3 separate regions of the Homo sapiens genome follow, and all the other regions are linked to region 2. Evidence: read pairs that join two places in POLR2A ChIA-PET (ENCODE). Cell type or tissue: K562. All regions are shown on one strand. Links, peaks and the distances in the headings refer to the core of each region. The heading gives the core; the rest is flanking DNA.

The links. ChIA-PET counts read pairs that join two places held together with the same protein. Peaks named below come from ENCODE experiments on the same cell type or tissue, not always from the same donor. Only the 100,000 strongest peaks of a DNase experiment are listed, where the experiment ranks them.
Region 1: POLR2A ChIA-PET joins it to region 2 with 6 read pairs; 14 of 35 experiments call an interaction of 5 or more read pairs at or near these places.
Region 3: POLR2A ChIA-PET joins it to region 2 with 6 read pairs; 14 of 35 experiments call an interaction of 5 or more read pairs at or near these places.

Annotation. Positions count from the first base shown.
Region 1 is chr19:50,711,568-50,718,237 of GRCh38, forward strand. It overlaps SHANK1 (SH3 and multiple ankyrin repeat domains 1), which reads right to left. Exons shown (of 24, transcript NM_016148.5): 2 at 5,098-5,395; 3 at 4,708-4,911; 4 at 4,092-4,163; 5 at 2,615-2,723; 6 at 2,231-2,382; 7 at 380-547. The coding sequence starts at 5,352. Among named protein-coding and RNA genes, the nearest start is that of SHANK1, 4.9 kb to the right of the region's middle. In K562, for the core only: no CTCF peak of the experiment used is centred there; no DNase peak of the experiment used is centred there; H3K27me3 peaks cover 2,179 bases.
Region 2 is chr19:50,774,855-50,781,524 of GRCh38, forward strand. No RefSeq gene overlaps it. Among named protein-coding and RNA genes, the nearest start is that of GPR32, 7.7 kb to the left of the region's middle. RefSeq lists an enhancer at 2,759-3,583. In K562, for the core only: no CTCF peak of the experiment used is centred there; a DNase peak (open chromatin) is centred at 3,107; H3K4me3 peaks cover 448 bases.
Region 3 is chr19:50,725,109-50,731,778 of GRCh38, forward strand. It overlaps CLEC11A (C-type lectin domain containing 11A), which reads left to right. Exons shown (of 4, transcript NM_002975.3): 4 at 1-600. The coding sequence ends at 359. Among named protein-coding and RNA genes, the nearest start is that of CLEC11A, 5.1 kb to the left of the region's middle. RefSeq lists a cis regulatory region at 3,044-3,763. In K562, for the core only: no CTCF peak of the experiment used is centred there; a DNase peak (open chromatin) is centred at 3,463; H3K4me3 peaks cover 276 bases.

The DNA of each region.
Region 1 (6,670 bases), core at 2,345-4,844, 63 kb before region 2:
GCACTGGCCTTCTCATCCTATCGTTCACCGCATCCACCTCCCCATCACCTTTTAGCCCCGCTTCCTGCTCTGGGACCCAGGCTGTCAGCCTCAAAACCCAAATGTTCAGTCATTCCAAGGCCCAGGCGTCTGGTCTGCCTCCTTAAGGGGGTCAAGAGGACAGCCCATCCCTCTCAGGGGTCAAGGCATCAGGTTCCCCAGCCTATGCCCCCTTAGGGTCTTTCTGCCTTCACCCCCACCATTTCCTCTTTGGGGACCATGTTATTCTCACCCCCATGCTCTGTGAGGACCCTGGCATCTGGTTCCCAGCCCCAGCCCCTTGGATGCCTCAGGGACTGGGTCCCCCACCCCAGCCCTTCATGGCCTGAATCAGGAGCACCTGGTGGATTTCCTGCCAGCCGTTCTCATCAGCTATGCCCAGCTGGGCCCTGTTGAACAGGAGCAGCTCGCAGCATCGGGGGTCACCACCCACCATGGCCGTGTGGAACAGAGGGGTCAGCCCCCGACGGTCCTTGTAGTTGGGGGAACCCCCAAGGTCCAGGAGCGCCTAGGAACGGAGAGAGAACCCAGTAGAAAAACACAGATGACAGTCACACATTAACCAGCTCATTCTGAAGGGCCAGGGGGACTGGACCGTCCTGGGTGACCTACAGTGGCCAATGACAGTCTCAGTTCTGCCGTGATGCCCTTGTGCAACCTTGAGCCTGGCCCTTTCCCTCCCTGGGCCACTCTGATTCCGTGTGAACAATGTGGGACTTGGGTAGATGCCTCCAGAGGACACTTGCACTCTGACATCCCACCCAGCCTTCCCCCTGGGGGCGATCTTGGATGAGCCATTGAAAGACATTAGGGGCCACAGTACCCACCCATTCCACTTCCTACAGGTGGGTTGTTGGGGACAAGTGAGAGGACAGAGTCTGGATGCTGGAGGGTCTCTGACCAAGTGGGAGGTGTTATTAGGTCCAGGATCTCAAAGAAGGGGCACAGCAGGAAGCCAGGGGACAGGTAAGCTTGGGTAAGGGCAAGGATCGGGCCGGCCTCACTGGGGCTGGAGGCCACTTCCTGCCCCCACTTGAAGGACAGCTCTGGGTGTGGAAGGCTGGCAATAATGAACATTAATAGGAGAAAGTCTTGGCAGCAACCTCGTGTGAGGACAGCCTGTAGCAGTGCCACCCAACAGAACGTTTCCCCCATCATGGGGATGGTCTGCAACTGCACCACCCTATATGGCAGGCACGTGTGGGCCCCTGAGCACTTGAACGTGGCTAGTGAGCCTGAGGAACTGAAATTTTAATTTTACTTCATTCTATTTAATTTAAATTTAAACAGCCCCAGGTGGCCAGTGGCTACTGGCTTGGATAGCGCAGGTCTGGAGGCTGGGAGGGGCGTGTGTGAGCAGGATGTGGGTTTGGGGGTGAGTGTGCATGGGAGATACATGAAGAGGATCTGTTAACTCCAGGGGTATACTGCAGATCTTTGTGGCTGGCATCTGACTGCATTAGGGGCTCTTCAGGAAAGCATCTGAGGGAGAGAAGGGAGGGGCCGTTTAGCTGGAGCAGCTGTGCGTCGGGGTGCTTCTCAATGGCTGTCTTTGGGGGCAGCCCATCCTGACCCTCATGTGAAGAGCAATCAGGTGTCCTGGCGGGGGCAGGGGGAGAAGAGTATTTTAAAATTAGACTGTGCAGCTGCCGCTGTGTATGTATTTTGTGGGTGTATGGGTTTGTCTATTTGGGAAAGTGCATTTGAGGCTGTGTACGTGGGGAAGGGGCTGTATTTGCATGTGAGAGAGGAGGGAGGGGAGCTGGTGCAGTGCTGGTTTGGAAGGGTAGCTGGGGGGCTGTTTTCAGGGTGTGTGTGGAGGGGCTCTATCTGGGGGCATAGCAGGGAGCTCACTTCGTATTTTAAGGAATGAGAAGGGTTTACACCTTGGGGAGACAGAGGCAGATTTGGTATTAAGCTGGGCCACAGGGGATGGAGACGTTCTGGGTGTTTAGGGGAGGAGGCCGTGCCCGGGTCTGTGTGATGTCAGCTATAGCCCAGGTGGGTGCATCTGGGGGGCCTGACAAGGGTGACAATAGGGGCTGTGTCTCAGTCTATGGAAAGGGGCTTTGAACTGGGGACATGAGAGGGCCTATTTTTAACTGAAACCAAAGAACTGAGGTTTGAGAAAGAACAAAGGGAAAAGGAGAGAGGGCCCCATGGCGGGGATGGGGGGTCCCCGAAGCCTCACCGTGAGTGCCAGGCAGTGTCGGGCGCATGCGGCCTTATGCAGTGCGGTCATGCCATCCCGGGCCCGGAAGTCAATGTGGGCCCCGCCCAGGCACAGGGTTCGAATCACCTCTACAGAGCCTTCGGTCTGGGCCGCCAGTGTCAAGGGGGTCTCTGAAGGGCGGGAAAAGCTGGTCACATGAAGCCCCTTCTCCTCCCCTCCATCCCTTCCCATTTTCCAGGCTCTGCAGCTCTCCACCCCACAGCCTCTGGCCCCGTGGCCTCCCCCTTGGACAGCAATGTGTTTGGGAGACACCAGTCAGGAATGGATGTGAATGCAGATGGCACCCCTGCTCCCCAGCTCTGTCCTGGCCCTGAGGTCCTCCTGATGCGCACCCCTCCCTACCTCCCGAATCCGAGTCATGGTAATTGGGGTCCAGCCCCTTGTCCAGCAGCCGCGCCACCTTGTCAGATGTCCCGAGCTGCACATACTCCAGGAACTTCTTCAACCCCGTCTGAGCCATGGGCAAAGAGAGAGAAGACAGGACAGTCAGGAGCAAGGCAGAGAAGCAGGGTCCTCAAGCAGCGACGTCCAGTGAAAATATACGTGGAGTCACATACGCCATTGAAAAGCTTCTAGCAGCCTCCTTTACAGAGAAAATACCCAGCCCTTTGGGAGGCCGAGGCGGGAGGATCACTTGGGCCCAGGGGTTCGAGACCAGCCTGAGCAACAAAGTGAGACCCTTATCTCTACAAAAAATGCAAAAAACTAGCCAGGTTGTGGTGGCACACGCCTGTAGTCCCAGCTACTCGGGAGGCTGAGCTGGAAGGATCCTTTGAACCCTGAAAGGTTGAGGCTGCAGTGAGCCATGATTGCACCACTGCAGCCCGGGTGACAGAGCAAGACCCCGTCTCAAAAAAAAAAAAAAAAAAAATCAGGGTGGTTGGGGGTGAAGTGTTAGTTGTGTTGAAATTCGTGTTAATGATATATGTTATTTAACTGATATAGCTACAATGTTACTGTTTCAACAGGTAATTGAGATGAAAATTATTAATGAGGTTATTTAACTTTTTTTTGGTACTAAGTCTTTGAAACCCAGTGTGTATTTCACACTCACAGCGAGTCTTAGTTGGGACCAAACACACTGCAAGCACTCAGGAGCCACACTTGGCCAGTGGTTCCCAAAGTGGACCGTGAAAGTCTGGAGGGATGGAACATTTAGGGGAGGAAAGAGTTCAATGCATGCTGTGGTGGGGAGAGGGTAGACAAGGAGGGACTGGGAGTTTTTCCTTCTCAAGGATCAAGAGTTCTTCATTTCTGACCAAAGCAGTTCCCGATTTCCTCCCAGCTCTCACCATCGAGACACAGGACAGACAGGGGCTGAGGACTGGCGGGCAAGGTACCAGGAGGACAGATATGGCTGGAAAGGGGGGTGTAATGGTTGGATTTTGCAGAGATTCAGGCTATGAGGTTGGGAGAAATGTAGCCTGTCTTTGAAATAGACTCTAGGCAGAAGGACCTTCAGTGTCAGGGTCCTAGGCCAAGGTGGGGAAGTAAAGAGGCCTTGGATGGATATGGGGGGAGGCAGGGGAAGAGAAGGGAGACTCAAAGGAGGCCAGGTGGGAATGATGTGGGCCCAGGCAGAGGGATGAAGGGCAAAAGAGGAAAGTAAGAAGGGGTTGTGATGGGGATAATGGGGGGTATTTGTGGTTGTCTCAAATGTGGTACAGCATCCCAAGTTAAGCGGGGGCAGTGGCCAGAGGGATCGCTGGCTTGGGGAATGTGGAGGTCTATTGGGAAGAGGTGGGGAGAGAAAGTGGTTGGGTAGGGGGCTCCAGTGGTAGGGGGCTATAGGGGATAGATGCCAGCAGGGTTTTCTCACCTTCGTGTGCAACTTGGCCAGCTGCTTCTCATCCAGGTTGGTCTGTTTGTAAACTCGGGTCTTGTATCGGAACTGAGGTCAAGGGTAGGGTAGTGAGAGAGACACAGAGACTTGGAATCAGGGGCCTGGGGAGAAGGCTTGGGGTAGGGGAAGGTCTGATCCCCTTCTAATTCCCCGGGGTAGCTCAGGGTGGGAGTGAAAACAGCCCTGGAACCTTGGTCTAGGCGGTAGATGGGTGGCAGTGGCTTTTCCGACAGTGCTGGGTATTATGGTATATGTGCACTGCAACCCCTGCCTTGAAGGAGGAGGAGTCTGGACCCCACAGGGAATGTTCTAGAGTGCCTACTGTAATTGGGAATCCTCCCCCAATTTGATGGGTGAGGAGAAGCTTGGGGCAGGAAAGTGACTTGGCCAAGGCCACTTAGCTGGTCAGAAGCAGAACAGATGGTAATTTGAACTCAGGACTCTCTGACTTCCCTGTGATGCTTAGAAGGTCTGGACTCGCACACTGGGTGCCCCCTCGTTAAGGTTTCGAGTGTGTTAAAAAGTGGGTGGGGGGCAGATGTGTTTTAGGGCATGCCTTCTCTTATCAGTGAAGGAGTTGGGGAAGCTTCACCTCCAGGTAGGGGACCCCCTTCTCAAAGGACTGGGGGTACTCCCGCAGCAGCCTCTCCTCCTCCAGGAAGTTGGCATCGCGGCCGGAGGTGGCCGGTTGGAACAGGCCATAGTTGAGCACATCCTGCAGGCTCTCGCTCAGGGCACAGAGCACCTGCTGCTTGGCCGTCCAGATGGTGGCATCGGGGTTGAAGCGAAGGCATTTCTGGTTGGGGAAGAGATAGGGGCTAGGGTGGGCCAGGGGCCAGAGGAGAGCCTGAGGTGGGTTGGGAAGTGAGCCAGGAGCTGAGTGTGGGGGTGATTCCTGGGAGGATACCCAGCACCAGTGGACTCCCCATGTCGGTTGGGGCACTGTCCCTCTCCTGCCGCTGGCCAGTGGGCAGGTACTCACTGTCTGGTGCAGGTCCGGGATGCCAATCCTGAAGACCATCATGCTGAAGTGGGCGTCGTCTGGGACGGACATTGAGCGGCCCTGGAGGCCTCTAACAGAGGCCAGGCTACCAGGTGCCCCACTGCCCTGGCCCCGGGTCCCCCGGGGGCCTCGACCTGGCCCGTCTGGGGAGCTGTCGGACTCTGAGCCCCCCTCGGGACACTCGCTGGCACTGTGGCGTTCCTCGTCCTCGCTTGTCGCGGGGCTGTGGGTCATTGTGGGGCCACGGGGCGACGGGGGACGGCAGCATCACAGGCGGCTGCAGGGGCCAAGGGCGGCCATCAGACTAGGAGCCCGGGACCCCTCAGAGGCCGCAGGCGCTATTCGGTGGTCAAGCGGTCAAGGGCAGCCTACCCCCACTGCCCAAGATAGGCAGGAAGGAGGCTGGACACACCCTCGGCCTGCACGGCCTCCCCTGCCGCCTCCTCCCACGCTGGCACGCACACACCCCTGTCCCTGACATGCTTCTGGCATGTGTCTCCTTCCCTGCCCTTGGCCCCGCTTGCAGCCCGCCCCCTGCGCCCCACTTTGCTGGTGACCCAGCGTGGCCGTGTCCCAGAAACCGCAGAATCACCGCGGGAGCTACTGGCCCACTTTGCCAGGCCACAGAAAATGCAGCTAAAATTAGCTAAGGACAGACAGGTGGACAAACTGACAGGCATCCTGCCCTCCTGGCCCCAGCCTGGCCCCTCATCCCAGGGCCGGGGGGTGGGGTTGGGGAGAAGCTGAGGCTGACACTGAGATGTAGTAAGGGGGAGAGGGAGGTGTGGTGAGCCTGGAGCGGGTGGAGCTGGTGACTTCACTCAAGTGTGGCTGACAACGCGTGGCATGCCGAATAGTGCTGGGGAATCTGCCGTCCCAGGGGAGCAAGGGGCACTGAGATGGGGGTGTCATGGGCAGAGCATTTGGCCTAGGGTGTCCCCAAGGGAACCACAAGAGGTGGCTTTTGGAGACTGGGGCATCTTGAGAGGGTGTGCGGGTAGGTGGGGAGGTCGGCCTGGGGAGTGCTGTCCAGGTGACAGTGGTGTGGTGGCCCGGGTAGATGTGGGTGGCTGCAGATGACCTGTAGCTCTTTTCTAGGACTGCAGGGTGGGTGGGCTGGCTTGCTGGGTACTAGGGGCTCCACTCTGAGGACTGGGGGTGTTAGGAGGGAGGCTAAGAAGTGAGAGGAGGGTCTGGGGAACTGAGTGGGGGATCATCTCTAGATCCTTGCTGTTCTCCCTTGAGGTGGCCTTATGAGGGTGGAGCCCCTTCCAAATGGGGTCCGCCTCCCTTCTGTTCTCCCCCAACTCCCACCCCAGCACCGGAAACCAGAATGTCTGGTCTGGTCCCTCCCCCCAACACCAGGCCCGGTTCCTGCACCGTTGCCATGGAGATGGGAAGCAGTGGAGGGTACTGCTGACTTTGGGGGAGTGGGGATGGGCTGGGGGGTTGGGAAAGGGAAGACTAAATGTGTGTGGTGGGAGGAGAGTTCCAGGAGGTGTGGGCGAGCGAGCCTCTAACCCAGGGCCGGCGGACCCCTCCCCCACGCGCG
Region 2 (6,670 bases), core at 1,779-4,278:
TTTGTATTTTTGTAGAGACAGGGTTTCACCATGTTGACCAGGCTGGTCTTGAACTCCTGACCTCAGGTGGTCTGCCCGCCTTGGCTTCCCAAAGTGCCTGGGATTATAGGCGTGAGCCACCGCTCCCAGTGCATAAGCACTTTCAACACAAATAGAGCATGCCATAGCTATGATTCTACATCGTGAGTATTTTCCAAAGAGTATACCTTTGGGACGGCAATACATAAGATATCTAGCACATGACTTTTCAATGGTGGTGGCTAAGTATTCCCTTATATGTATATACTGTGCACGGAAGTAGTGTTCCCTAATCCCCTACTGATGAGTTGCTTTGAATTTGATGCAATGATATTTTTGAAACTTTGAAAATTATTCAATAAAACACACATTCTGAACAATACATAAAGAAAATAGAATGGGGGGAATTTGTTTGATTTATCACTAAGTGAACAACCAGGCAACCCAGCCATAAAACAATGTGGCCACCCCAGGGCTCCCCTCCCACCTCCTCGCCCTCTCAGTCAGTCCTCCATCTCCTTTAAAGATAACTTTTGTTTTGTTTTGTTTTGTTTTGTTTTCTGAGATGGAGTCTCCCTCTGTCATTCAGGCAGGAGTGTAGTGGTGCGATCTCAGCTCACTGCAACCTCCGCCTCCCGGGTTCAAGTGATTCTCCTGCCTCAGCCTCCCTAGTAGCTGGGATTACAGGCATGTGCCACCTCATCTGGCTAATTTTTTTTTTTTTTGTATTTTTAGTAGAGATGGGGTTTCTCTATGCTGGCCAGGCTGGTCTCAAACTCTTGGCCTCAGGTGATCCACCCGCCTCGGCCTCCCAAAGTGCTGGGATTACAGGCGTGAGTCTCCCCACCCTGGCCAATATATTTCAATTAAATATATCAATGCTGATATTTGTCCATCCTCACATTTTGTCGGTCTCTCTCTCCATCTGTCCACGCACTGTAGTACCTCCAGTATGATGAGCAGACAAGACGGGGACATGAGGTCTGGGAAACCCAGGGAGGGAGCCCTCAGCATACCCACTGTGCTGCAAGGGGCACAATGCTCAGAGGTACCTCCCAAAAATGTTGAACTGTGTTAAAGTCGGCGCAGGTAGGACGTCACGATATTTTACCTATTAATTCTTCAGCCTGTATCTTCTAAGAACAAGAGCATTTTCCCTGTAAAATTATAATATTATTATCTCCCTCAAGAACTTTACCATTGGTATTATCTAATAAACAGGCCATATTCAAATTTCCTAACTGTTCCAATAATAAACTTTAGAGCAATTTTTTTTTTTGAGTCAGGTTCTTGCTTTGTTGACCAGGCGGGAGTAGAGTGGCATGGTCATAGCTCCCTGCAGCCTCGAGCAATCCTCCTGCCTCAGCCTCCCAAGTAGCTGGGACGACAGGCATGTGCCATCATGCCCTCATTAAATTTTTTTTTGTAGAGACAGAATCTTGCTATGTTGCCCAGGCTGGTCTTGAATTCCTGGCCTCAAGCAATCTTTCTGCTTCAGCCTCCCGAAGTGTTGAGATTACATGTGTGAGCCGCTGCCCTTGGCATGGAGCATTTTTTAAAAAGCAGGATCCTGCAATGATATTCTCTGCCTCTCCTTGAAAAAAAAAAAAAAAAAAAAGACTATGCATTAGGTCACAAATAAAACATAGGTTGATTCCCCAAAGCAGAGGTAATACAGGCCATATTCAAATTTAGAAATTAATAACAAAAGATGAAAAAAATGCTTCAATTGCCTTGGACATTGCAAAACACCCTTCTAAATAACATCTTGGTTCAACTGTTAATTAAAACTTAAGTTCTACTTCATTTAAAGCACACTACATATAAAAACTTACGGCCAGGCGCGGTGGCTCATACCTGTAATCCCAGCACTTTGGGAGGCTGAGGCAGGCAGATCACCTCTGGTCAGGAGTTCGAGACCAGCCTGGCCAACATGGTGAAACCCCATCTCCACTAAAAATACAAAAATTAGCCAGGTGTGGTGGTGCATGCCTGTAGTCCCAGCTACTCAGGAGGCTGAGGAAGGACAATCACTTGAACCCTGGAGGTAGAGGTTGCAGTGAGCTGAGATTGTGCCACTGCACTCCAGCCTGGGTGACAGAGCAAGACTCTGTCTCAAAAATAAATAAATAAATAAATATTTTTAAAAAATCTTATGAGATGGGGCCAAAGCTGTGCTCAGAGGAAAATCTATAGCTTATTTATTTGTTTTGTTGTTGTTGTTGTTGTTTATTTGAGACAGGGTCTCACTCTGTCACCCAGACTGGAGTATGGTGGCACCATTGCTCACTGTAGCCTCAACCTCCCAGGCTCAAGTGATCCTCCCACCTCAGCCTCCCCAGTATCTCCACCATGCCCAGCTATTTGTTTAATTAATTAATTAATTAATTAATTTATTGGTAGAGATGGGGTCTTGCTATGTTACCAAGGCTGATCTCAAATACCTGAGCTCAAGCCATCGTCCTGCCTTGGCCTCCCAAAGTGTTGAAATTACAGGCGTGAGCCACTGCACTCAGCCTTTAATTTAATTGTAATTAGAAGAGAGAGAGAGAGAGAGAGAGAGAGACAGAGAGAGAGAAAGTCCGAGAGGAAATTAGCAAAGCAAACAATTCAGGAAGAAAAAAAAGCTATAAAATAGTGCACTGAAAGTTGAAAGAAAGCGTTCATAGAGATTAGAGGGAGTTAATTTTAAGTAAAAAATTATGGACAATAGTAAGAAGCTGGTTCTTTGGAAGGAGAAATACTCTTTTCCATGTTCTGTCTCTCTCTCATGTGTGCACACAGGTACACACACACAAAACCAACAATAATATTCTTTTACGTTTGTGTTTGTGTACTTTTGTGAATGCTTCAAGAAGGCAGAAGAGCACAATGGGACACAAGTTGCTTCCACTCTCTGTGCCTCAGTTTCCACCAATGTAAAATGGGGATAATGGCAGTAGCTCCCTGAGAGGGTCCCTGTGAGGATGACTTGCGTTGCCGTGGGTGGGGCGCTTGGCTCCGTGCCTGGCACCGAGGAGGTGCGATGTGTTTGCTGTGATCAGTATCATCCTCTGTTGCATAAATTCCTCCTGGGGAACTGCCGGGTTAGAGGGAGTGTTCGATGTCGCAGACGCCGCCGCGAGCGCTCTGCAAGCCTGTTTCCCACGGCTTCGCCAACGCAGCAACCGCCAAGTCAGCCTCTTTGATCTTTGCCTTCTCAGAGGAGAAAAGTGGGATCCCGGGGAGGTTTTTAATTTGCATTGATTTTCTAATGAATGCGGTTCAGCATTCTTCCAAGGAGGCTCTGCGGTTTTTAGAGCTGGCTGCAGGATCCTCCCTGGGGAGACGTGGTCTTTGCTGGGGCAGAGCCAGGCGCGGTGGTGGAGGTGGGTTTGAGTCTCGGGGAGCGCGCGGGAGCTGGGCACGGCCCCGTGCTTGAGAGGATCTGGCATTTTCCTGGGCAGCCTCGGCGAGAGAGAGTCGTGGAAGGTGAGTTAAGCCTCCGGATTATACTCTGCCAAGCAGGGACTAAAAATTCGTATCCAACAGAATTGCTAAGACAGCTGAAGACTGCGATTCACGCCTTCATCCCTTAAATAATGACAGCTCACAGGTATTGATCGTGACCTAAGTACCAGGCCCTGTCCAGAGCTTTCTAAACATGTGAACTCCCAAAGTCAGCATCACAACCCTGAGGGCGGTGCTGCGATTATTCCCGTTGTACAGAGGAGGAAACTCGAGGCTCAGAGAGGTAAAGTCATTTACCGAAGGTCACACAGCTGGCTGGGTACGGTGGCTCACGCCTGTAATCCCAGCACTTTGGAAGGCTGAGGGGGGCGGATCACCTGAGGTCAGGAGTTCGAGACCAGCCTGGCCAAAGATGAAACCCCCGTCTCTGCTAAAAATACAAACATTAGCCGGGTGTAGTGGTGCATGCCTGTAACGCCAGCTACTCTGGAGGCTGAGGCACGAGAATTGCTTGAACCCGGGAGGCTGAGGCTGCAGTGAGTCGAGATCGTGCCACTGCACTCCAGCCTGGGCGACAGAGTGAGACTCCGTCTTAAAAAAAAAAAAGAAGAAAGTCACAAAGCAAGTAAGTGTAGGATGGGAATTTGACCGGTCTGACTCCATTAACCCATCCAGTTATGTTTACCGAGCGCCTGTCTGGTGAAGGTCACTGTTTTTGGTGTGGGAGAAAGGCAAAGAAGACAAAGATACCTACCTTTGAAGGACTAGCATTCTAGGGAGTAGCACTGACATGCCGGGGGCAGTGGCTAACATTTAAGGGCGAGGGGCTAGCATTTAGGGGGAGTGGATAACTTTAGGAGGCGGGGCTAAAATTCCAAAGGGAGAAACTGATCTTCCAGGGAAAGAAATTGACATTCAGAGGGGAGGGACTAACATCCCAGGGGGAGGAGCTAATATTCCAGGGAGGAGGAGCTAACATTTCAGGAGGAGGGGCTAATATTTTTAGTACAATTATACACTGTTAATCACTACCTCTGTTTCTAACATTTTAGGGTAATTGCATGCTCTTAATCACTACCTCTGATTCTCTCAGGCAATAAAGGAGGGGCCAACCTTTATGAGGGAGGGGGTAATATGCCAAGGGGAGGAACTGACAATCCATGGGAAGAAATGGACATTCTAGGGGGAGGAGCTAACAACGAGGAGGGGCTAACATCGCAGGAGAAAAATTGACATTTAAGAGGGGAGAAGCTAACATCGCAGGAGAGAAATTGACATTTCAGAAGGGAGGAGCTAACATCATAGGAAAGAAATTGACATTTCAGGGGGAGGAGCTAACATTGCAGGGGAGAAATTGACATACAGGAGGAGGGGCTAACATTCAAATAAGGGTGCTAACATTCAGTGGGAGAGGCTAACATTGCAGGGGAGAAACTGACATTTCAGGGCAGGGCTGACACTCTCCATCCTTCAGATTCTACAGCCTCTGCCTCCTTGCTATACCCTGTCCCTACAAGTATTGGCTGAGCTCATAGTAGGTGCAAATCTCTGCCACCCTGGGGATTTGAACATGCCTGAATAGAATGGAGTCTGCCCTCATAGAGCTCGCAGCCTGGGGGCAGACAGTTCTGAACGGAATGATTACACAGAAAGACATTCACCTCCCAGGCAGGAGAGGTAATCACGCGCTCTTAATCACTACCTCCGTTTCTCTCAGGCAATACGGGAGGGGAGGCGGCACCCCCATCGTGGCCTGGTTTGAGATGTTCCCAGCCGTAGGAGACAGACTGTCATCAAGTGTCGGAAAATAGCTGTCATGGGAATCCTCACCTCCTGACACCTTCCCAGCCCCGTGCTCCCGAAACCCTCCCCGCGTGGCTGCAGAGTTGTAGGTTCTGCTCCTGGTGACGGGCAACCCCGTAATCTCCAATGCTCACGGCAGCTCTGCTGGGGCACAGCAGCTCCTGGGGGCCAAGGTCCCAGCCAGGACGTGGATGTCAGGGCCGAGACTGGAATGTAGAACCGTGGGAGTCCAGAGCCCAGGTCCTTCCCCACGAACCACCAGATGTGGTGTGGGTTTCCTGGTTTCCGTTCTTGTTCAAGTGGAATAAAAGGAAAAGGTGGGGGAGTGACAGCCACACCTAATGTCCCCCCACCATGGTGGGGGATTTTTGTCTGTTCCCTTTGCTGCCGTGTCCCCCGTGCCTGGGATGCGCCCAGTGCTGAACGATGCCCCTTTGCACATATACAGTCTCACGCTGATTGATCTGGGTTTACTAAGTGTCAGTGATTCACTCCCTTGAAAATGGGAGCCCCATTTTCAATGTGTGACTCCCATTGTGATCGTAGGTTCTGGGGACCCACAGAGGACAGGCCCAGACCCTGATCTCAAAAACGCCTCAGAGGCCAGGTGCGGTGGCTTACGCCTGTAATCCCAGCACTTTGGGAGGCCGAGGTGGGTGGATCACTTGAGGTCAGGAGTTCAAGACCAGCCTGGCCAACATGGTGAAACCCCATCTCTACTTGTGTGCAAACAGAGCTTGCTGGTCCTCGCACATGGGACAGAATGAGGGACAGGAGCAGGCCACCGGCTTTTCTGGTTTCTGAAGGAGTCTGTTGTGAAATATGCAAGTGCCTTCCGACCATGCGCACCAGGCCCTCTGCCCTGGGGAACAATGTGCTTCACGTTCCTTCATTTTCAAGCTCCTGAATGTTTCCAAACTAAAATGTAAATTTGGCCCCATGTTTTGAGTCTTTGATGTATCCACGGAGCTCCCTCTGAAATGCACTCAGCTCCAAGAGGAGGAAAATCGACCTCTGTCTTCTGGGAACGCATTACAGCGAGGGCTCTTGACCCTGGCTGCACAGCAGAATCTCTAGGGAGAGCTTTTAAAATAAAATCGATGCCCGGGCCCCATCCCCAGACCTTGTGGTTTAAGTGGTCCAGGGTGGAGCTCGGCTCTGGGAATTTCAAGACCTCCCCAGGGATTTCTGCGGGCAGCTGGGCTGAGACCCATCTCTCTGTGGTTGTGAAAATACAACCTCGGGCCAGGCATGGTTGCTCACGCCTATAATCCCAGCACTTTGGGAGGCTGAGGCAGGCAGATCACTTGAGGTCAGGAGTTTGAGACCAGCCTGGCCAACATGGTGAAACCCCGTCTCTACTAGAAATACAAAAGAAAAAAGAAATGCGAGCATGGTG
Region 3 (6,670 bases), core at 2,113-4,612, 49 kb before region 2:
CGGCGCGGGGCGGGAGCCTGGCGCAGCCGGCAGACCGCCAGCAGATGGAGGCGCTCACTCGGTACCTGCGCGCGGCGCTCGCTCCCTACAACTGGCCCGTGTGGCTGGGCGTGCACGATCGGCGCGCCGAGGGCCTCTACCTCTTCGAAAACGGCCAGCGCGTGTCCTTCTTCGCCTGGCATCGCTCACCCCGCCCCGAGCTCGGCGCCCAGCCCAGCGCCTCGCCGCATCCGCTCAGCCCGGACCAGCCCAACGGTGGCACGCTCGAGAACTGCGTGGCGCAGGCCTCTGACGACGGCTCCTGGTGGGACCACGACTGCCAGCGGCGTCTCTACTACGTCTGCGAGTTCCCCTTCTAGCGGGGCCGGTACCCCGCCTCCCTGCCCATCCCACCACCCGGCCTTTCCCTGCGCCGTGCCCACCCTCCTCCGGAATCTCCCTTCCCTTCCTGGCCACGAATGGCAGCGTCCTCCCCGACCCCCAGTCTGGGCGCTTCTGGGAGGGCTCTTGCGGTGCCGGCACTCCTCCTTGTTAGTGTCTTTCCTTGAAGGGGCGGGCACCAGGCTAGGTCCGGTGCCAATAAATCCTTGTGGAATCTGACTTGAGGGGCAGTGAAGGCAGTCTTGGACTTTATCTCCTGCAGGGGAAGCCGGGAAGGGCCAGACCCTGGTCTTTGGGCGCGTGTCCTGGCCTTTGGATGCCTGTTCTGCTTTTTACAGATGTCATTTGAGCCCCAGATGGAGTGATGGAGAAACACAGGTGCATATGTACACACGGTCATCTGTTCTGTGCACAGATGGCCGGAGTACACGCGTACAAACGCTGTAGACACCTTCACCTCCATCGTGCCCTCTCTCTCGGCCTTTGGGACCCAGGGCCTGCCAGTTGTCCCAGGCCTTGGTCTTGGTCCTGGTCAAAGAGATTTGGGAAACGTGAAGGGGCTAAAGGCTCTGACAAGTCCGGCAGGAAAGAGCCCGTTTAATTTGTTTAAGTGGCGTGTCCAATTTGTTTCCCCAGATGATATGGTTTCATGGACTTGTTGGGATGATATATTGAGACATGGACTTAAGGACTCACCCAACCCTGAAGCTTAGACTTCCTCCCAATTTTCCCTCCTCTGCTTCCTGCCAGTGAGGCCAGGAGCCAGTCCCTTCCCCTCTGTGAGCCTCGGGTTTTTCATCTGAACGTGGGCACAATCCCTCCTACTTTGTGCGGCTCTTGGGATGTTCAGGTGAGACCAGGACAGTGTGCATTTGGTGGTGGCTGAACTTGAGCCACACACTACCTTCCGTCCTCACCTTTTTTTTTCCTTTTTTGAGACACGGTCTTGCTCTTTCGCCCAGGCTGGAGTGCAGTGGTACAATCATGGCTTACTGCAGCCTCAATCTTCTGGGTTCAAGCAGTCCTCCCACCTTAGCCCCCCAAGTAGCTGGGACTACAGGCACGCCCCACCACACCTGGCTAATTTTTGTATTTTTTTATAGAGGTTGGTTTTCGCCACGTTGCTCAGGCTGGTCTTGAACTCCTGAGCTCAAGCAATCTGCCCTCCTGGGCCTCCCAAAGGGCTGGGAATACAGGCATGAGCCACAGTGCCTGGCTCTCCCTCACCATTTTTCATACCTTTACTCCCTGGGGGCAGTGAAGACACCCAGGAGTCCGCCAGCCGGGGCCTCAGCATAGTGGCCAGCTCTGTCTAGAGGAGAGGCTCTTTGGAAATCACCCTAGTACCTCCCCCAAGGTTGGCATCATGGGCGTGACCCTGACATCAGGGAGCCTAGGAATGGGGATGTGACCCTGTCTGTCCTTACCACTCTGCCCCTTCCCTTCCTTCAGCCATTGCACCACTGCCTAAAGGGTGACCATTGGATCCACACATGGGAGGAGCAAGCCATCACTGTCAGCTTGGATAGAGGGGAGATCACCCACCCTTCTCCCTTCAGGAGACATTTCTCAGCCCCACATCCCCAGAGGAATACAGAATAGGAGAGTGGGGGTGTGGCCTGGAGTCAGCCTTCCATCAGAAATTCTTCTCATGCTGAGCTTCAGTTTCCCCGGGGAGGGATAGGCAGCCCTAGATCTTATAGCCAACCAGAGGTCAGATTAGGCAGACAATGATGAGTATCTATTATTTCCCAGAGGGGTCTCTGCCCTGGCAGAGCTTCCATTCTGGAAAGTATTTGGGCATGGTACACCATGGCTACCCGCCCAGATTCTAGAGCCAGATGGCCCAGGTTCCAATCCTACCTCAGCCACTTATCTCCTGGGAGAACCTGAGTGAGACATAACCTTGCTACTTCTCAGTGTCTCCATCTGTACTGTGGGGATAATAACAGTATTGATCTAGAATAGTACCAGACACAGAGGGGTCTTTGCAGTTCCCAGATCTGAGCTTCACCAGGGCAATTCAACCTCACCTTCATCTCTCTGTACTCTCTCCTGACACTGTGCTTTTGTATATGCAAAGATCTCCATCCTCCCTCCTCTCTAGGGTAAACACCCACTTCCAAGAATTGGATAACACATCACCCCAACAACCAGCCCTTCCCCCAGCCCCTTGCGGGGTTAGGGATCCCCTTTGGTATCCACAAACCCCTTGTTCCTCTCTTGACCCAGCCCTGATCAGACAGGCTGAGGGACACTCCAGGTGCGTGGGGGAGGGCAGGACAAGGTATGACTATCTCTGTCCCCAGCATCGCCTGGCATATGGGAGCCCTTTGAATGAAGATGCTTGTGTGGCATCATGCAGGGGACCCTGAGATGAGTCGGATCTCGGCTGCTTTTCCTCCCTGGCCTCCCCAAGGCTGGGTGAGGCACCTTCTCTAGTTTCCCGTAGGGTCCAGGGCTTTCCACATCACTTTAGGTGCCACTGTCTGGTCTGACAGACAATGTCTGTCTCCCTGGCAGGGCCTGGAGCTATCATACCAAGCACAGGGCCAGCTGTGGGCATGCAGAGAGAGAGGTCTGAAGTGGGGAGTGGCGTGCCTGCAAGGACGGTTTATGCATCAGAACAGCACGCCTATATGTGGCATTCGGCGCTGATTCCTGACTCTGGTCTGCGTGGGAAACCTACTCTCTCCTCCAGGAAGCCCCCCCAGACTTCCTGCGGGCCAGAGTTTGCCAATGTCCTCTCCCTGGCTCTCTGCGGAGCGCTGGTAGTGTGCAAGGCCAGAGCCATGGACCAGGGGAGGCCTCGGCAGCTGATTGGAATAGATGCATTAAGGGATCCCAGGGAAGTAGTAGAACAAGGGCAGGAGGCCTGGGATGATTCGACGGAGGAGGAAGAACCAGCGGCCGCACGGGCTTGCAGGGCGATAAAGCCCAGGAGGCCGAGCAGCAGGCGCATCACCGCCTTACCAGCACCACGTTTTTCCGCAGTAACCGGATGACTCCTACGGGTCACCTCGCAAGCCCCGCCCCCTCCTCCCATGTGAGGTTCGCCTGCCTTTCCCCGCAAGCCTGAGGGCCACGCCTTGGCGGTGAGGTCGGAGCTCCGCAGTCTCCAATCAGAGCTCAGACCCCTCCTCTCCACCCAGGCCTCGCCCCGAGGTACTCTGGAAAATGTAGTCCTGTCACGCGCCCACGGGTAGGAAAACCCCAAGTCGCGAAGCCTTAACATTCAACTCACGTTTGGATCTCTCAGACGAGAGTTTTTCAAAACAGGTGCATTTCCTTGGGTAGATCATAACCACTTTTTAAAAAGTGAAAAAAGTTCGTATGAAATATTAGTATCATAGAAAATGGTAAGACGCTTTTCAAAATTTAAACGTCGATATGCTGAATTAACAATATAAAATTCAATATAAAATTTCTTTGTGGCTAACCACTGGTCCAAACCAACTTAGTTTCTTTCTTTTCTATTTATTTTCAGGTTCTGTTTTTTTTTTTTTTTTTTTGAGACAGAGTCTCACTCTGTCGCCCAGGCTGGAGAGCAGTAGTGGCACAATCATAGCTCACTGCAGCCTCGACCTCCTGAGCTAAAGCAATCCTCCCGCCTCAGTTTCCTGAGTAGCTGGGACTACAGGCGTGCACCTTAAAAATAAACAAAAACAAAAAACAAAAAAACCAGACAATTTTAATTTGGAAATAATTTTAAACTTATAGATAACCTACACAAATATAAACACTGGAGTACAAACAAATCCTCTACTCTGATTTGTTTGTTAACAGTTTACCTCATTGCTTTGGCTTCATCATTCCATCTATCCATCCATCCACCCACCCACCCACCCATCCTAGCCCAATCATCAGGGACAAGCAAGACAAAGTCAGGTTTGTTGACCCACTGAAATGAGAGCGATCAGCCCCCAGAGGAGAAGCTGCAATCAAGTTATAGGATTTGGAAGAAGAGAGAAATTTGGATGAAATTTAAGTGAAACAATGTTTAGCTAGGTTTAGAACAAGGTAGGAATGTGTATAAGGGAGTCAGCATCAGGCCTGGGCCGCATACAGTAGCTCATGTCTGTATCCCAGTGCTTTGGGAGGCCAAGACAAGAGGATCGCTTGAACCCAGGAGTTCAAGACCCGCTTGGGTGACATCTCTATGGAAGGAAGGGAGGGAGGGGAGGGAGGGGAGAAAAGGGGAGGGGAGTGAGGGGGGGAGGGAAGGGGAGGAGAAAATTATCTGGGTGTGGTGGCACACGCCTGTAGTCCCAGCCACTTGGGAGGCTGAGGTGGGAGGATTGCTTGGGCCCAGGAGTTTGAGGTTGCAGTGAGCTATGATTGTATCACTGTATTCCAGTCTGGGTGACAGAACGAGATCCTGTCTCAAAAAAAAAAAAAAAAAAAAGGAAATATCAGATTTGGACTGCAAAGTGGACCTAAGGTCTTGTTTCCCTGGAAACTACAATGTTAATATAAATGTGGCATGCTGTGCCCAGAAACTTTTTATTTAAAACTCTGCACCAGGGCTGGAAATGGAGGCTTCTTATCTTTGTCAAAGTGACAGATCTTCCAGGAAAGAAAGATGAGTCTGTTTCATTCTTACGGATAGACTTTCATACCGCAGAGTTTCCCACAGTCTATGATTTTAGAGAACAAAGTTTCTCAGTGAGTAAGATAGCAGTAGTCGCTCATAAAGGGGGCTGTTAGAACACTTTTACTGCTGCAGCTCGCCCCTGGGTGAAATGTGTCCTGTTAACCTTGCGGTTGGCTTTATCTCAGTCTATAGATGAAGGGCAGGCCAGATTTTTATAGTATTAGCTGGCTTTAGCTCATATATATATATATATAATTTTTCTTTTCTTTTGCTGCCTTTCTTTTTCTTTCTTTCTCTCTCCCATCTTTCTTTCCTTTTTCTTTTGTCTTTTTTTTTTTTTTTTTTTTTGAGATGGAGTTTTGCTCTGTCATTCAGGCTGAAGAACCATGGTGCAATCTCGGCTCACTGCAATCTCCACTTCCTCAGTTCAAACAATTCTCCTGCCGCAGCCTCCTGAGTAGCTGGGACTACAGGTGCCTGCCACCACACCTGGCTAATTTTTGTATTTTTAGTAGAGACAAGGTTTCGCCATGTTGGCCAGGCTGGTCTTGAACTCCTGACCTCAGGTGATCCACCCGCCTCGGCCCCCCAAAGTGCTGGGATTACAGTTGTGAGCCACCGCGCCCAGCCAGTTGTCATGTCTCTTTAGCCTCCTTGAATCTGGAACATTTCCATATTTATAATATTGACATTTTGGTGGCCGGGCGTGGTGGCTCACGCCTGTAATTGCAGCAGGTTGGGAGGCCGAGGCGGGTGGATCACGAGGTCAGGAGATCGAGACCGTCCTGGCTAACATGGTGAAACCCCATCTTTACTAAAAATACAAAAAATTAGCCGGGTGTGGTTGCAGGCGCCTGTAGTCCCAGCTACTCGGGAGCCTGAGACAGGAAAATGGCGTGAACCCAGGAGGCAGAGCTTGCAGTGAGCCGAGATCACGCCACTGCACTCCAGCCTGGGCAACAGAGCAAGACTCCGTCTAAAAAAAAATTTTATATATATATATGCACACACATTTTGGAAGAACAGCTCCTTGCCCTTTTAAAAATAGAAGTTCCACATTTTTAGTCGGTCTGATGTTTCCCCATGATGATTAGATTCAAGTTATACATTCTCCACCAGAATAATGAGGTGAGGTGTGTACTTCTTTGAAGGTATCCCATCTGGACATAGTCAGTGTCCTACTGTGCCTCATTAGTGAAGTGAGTTTTCATCACCCAGCGAGCTGATGTCCCATTCCCCAGCTCTATAATACTCCTTTGCAGCTAATAAGCAGTCCAGGGGCAGATACTTTAAGACAGGCAGTATCTGCCTTTCATCAAAATTTCCCCCTTGATTTCGCACCCATTGATGATTCAGCTGATGTGGGCTTATTATGAATAACAAAAGATGCTCCTGGCCTGGTAGGGTGGCTCACGCCTGTAATCCCAGTACTTTGGGAAGCTGAGGCGGGAAGATCACTTGAATTCAGGAGTTTGAGACCAGCCTGGGCAACATAGTGGGATCTTGTCTCTAAAGAAAATATAAAAATTAGCCTGGCATGGTGGCAAGAGCCTGAAGTCCCAGCTACTTGGGAGGATGAGGTGGGAGGATTGCTTGAGCCCAGGAGGTCGAGGCTGCAGTGAGCTGTGATCATGCCACTGCACTCCAACCTGGACAACAGAGGGAGACCCTGTCTGAAAAAAAAAAAGACAAGAA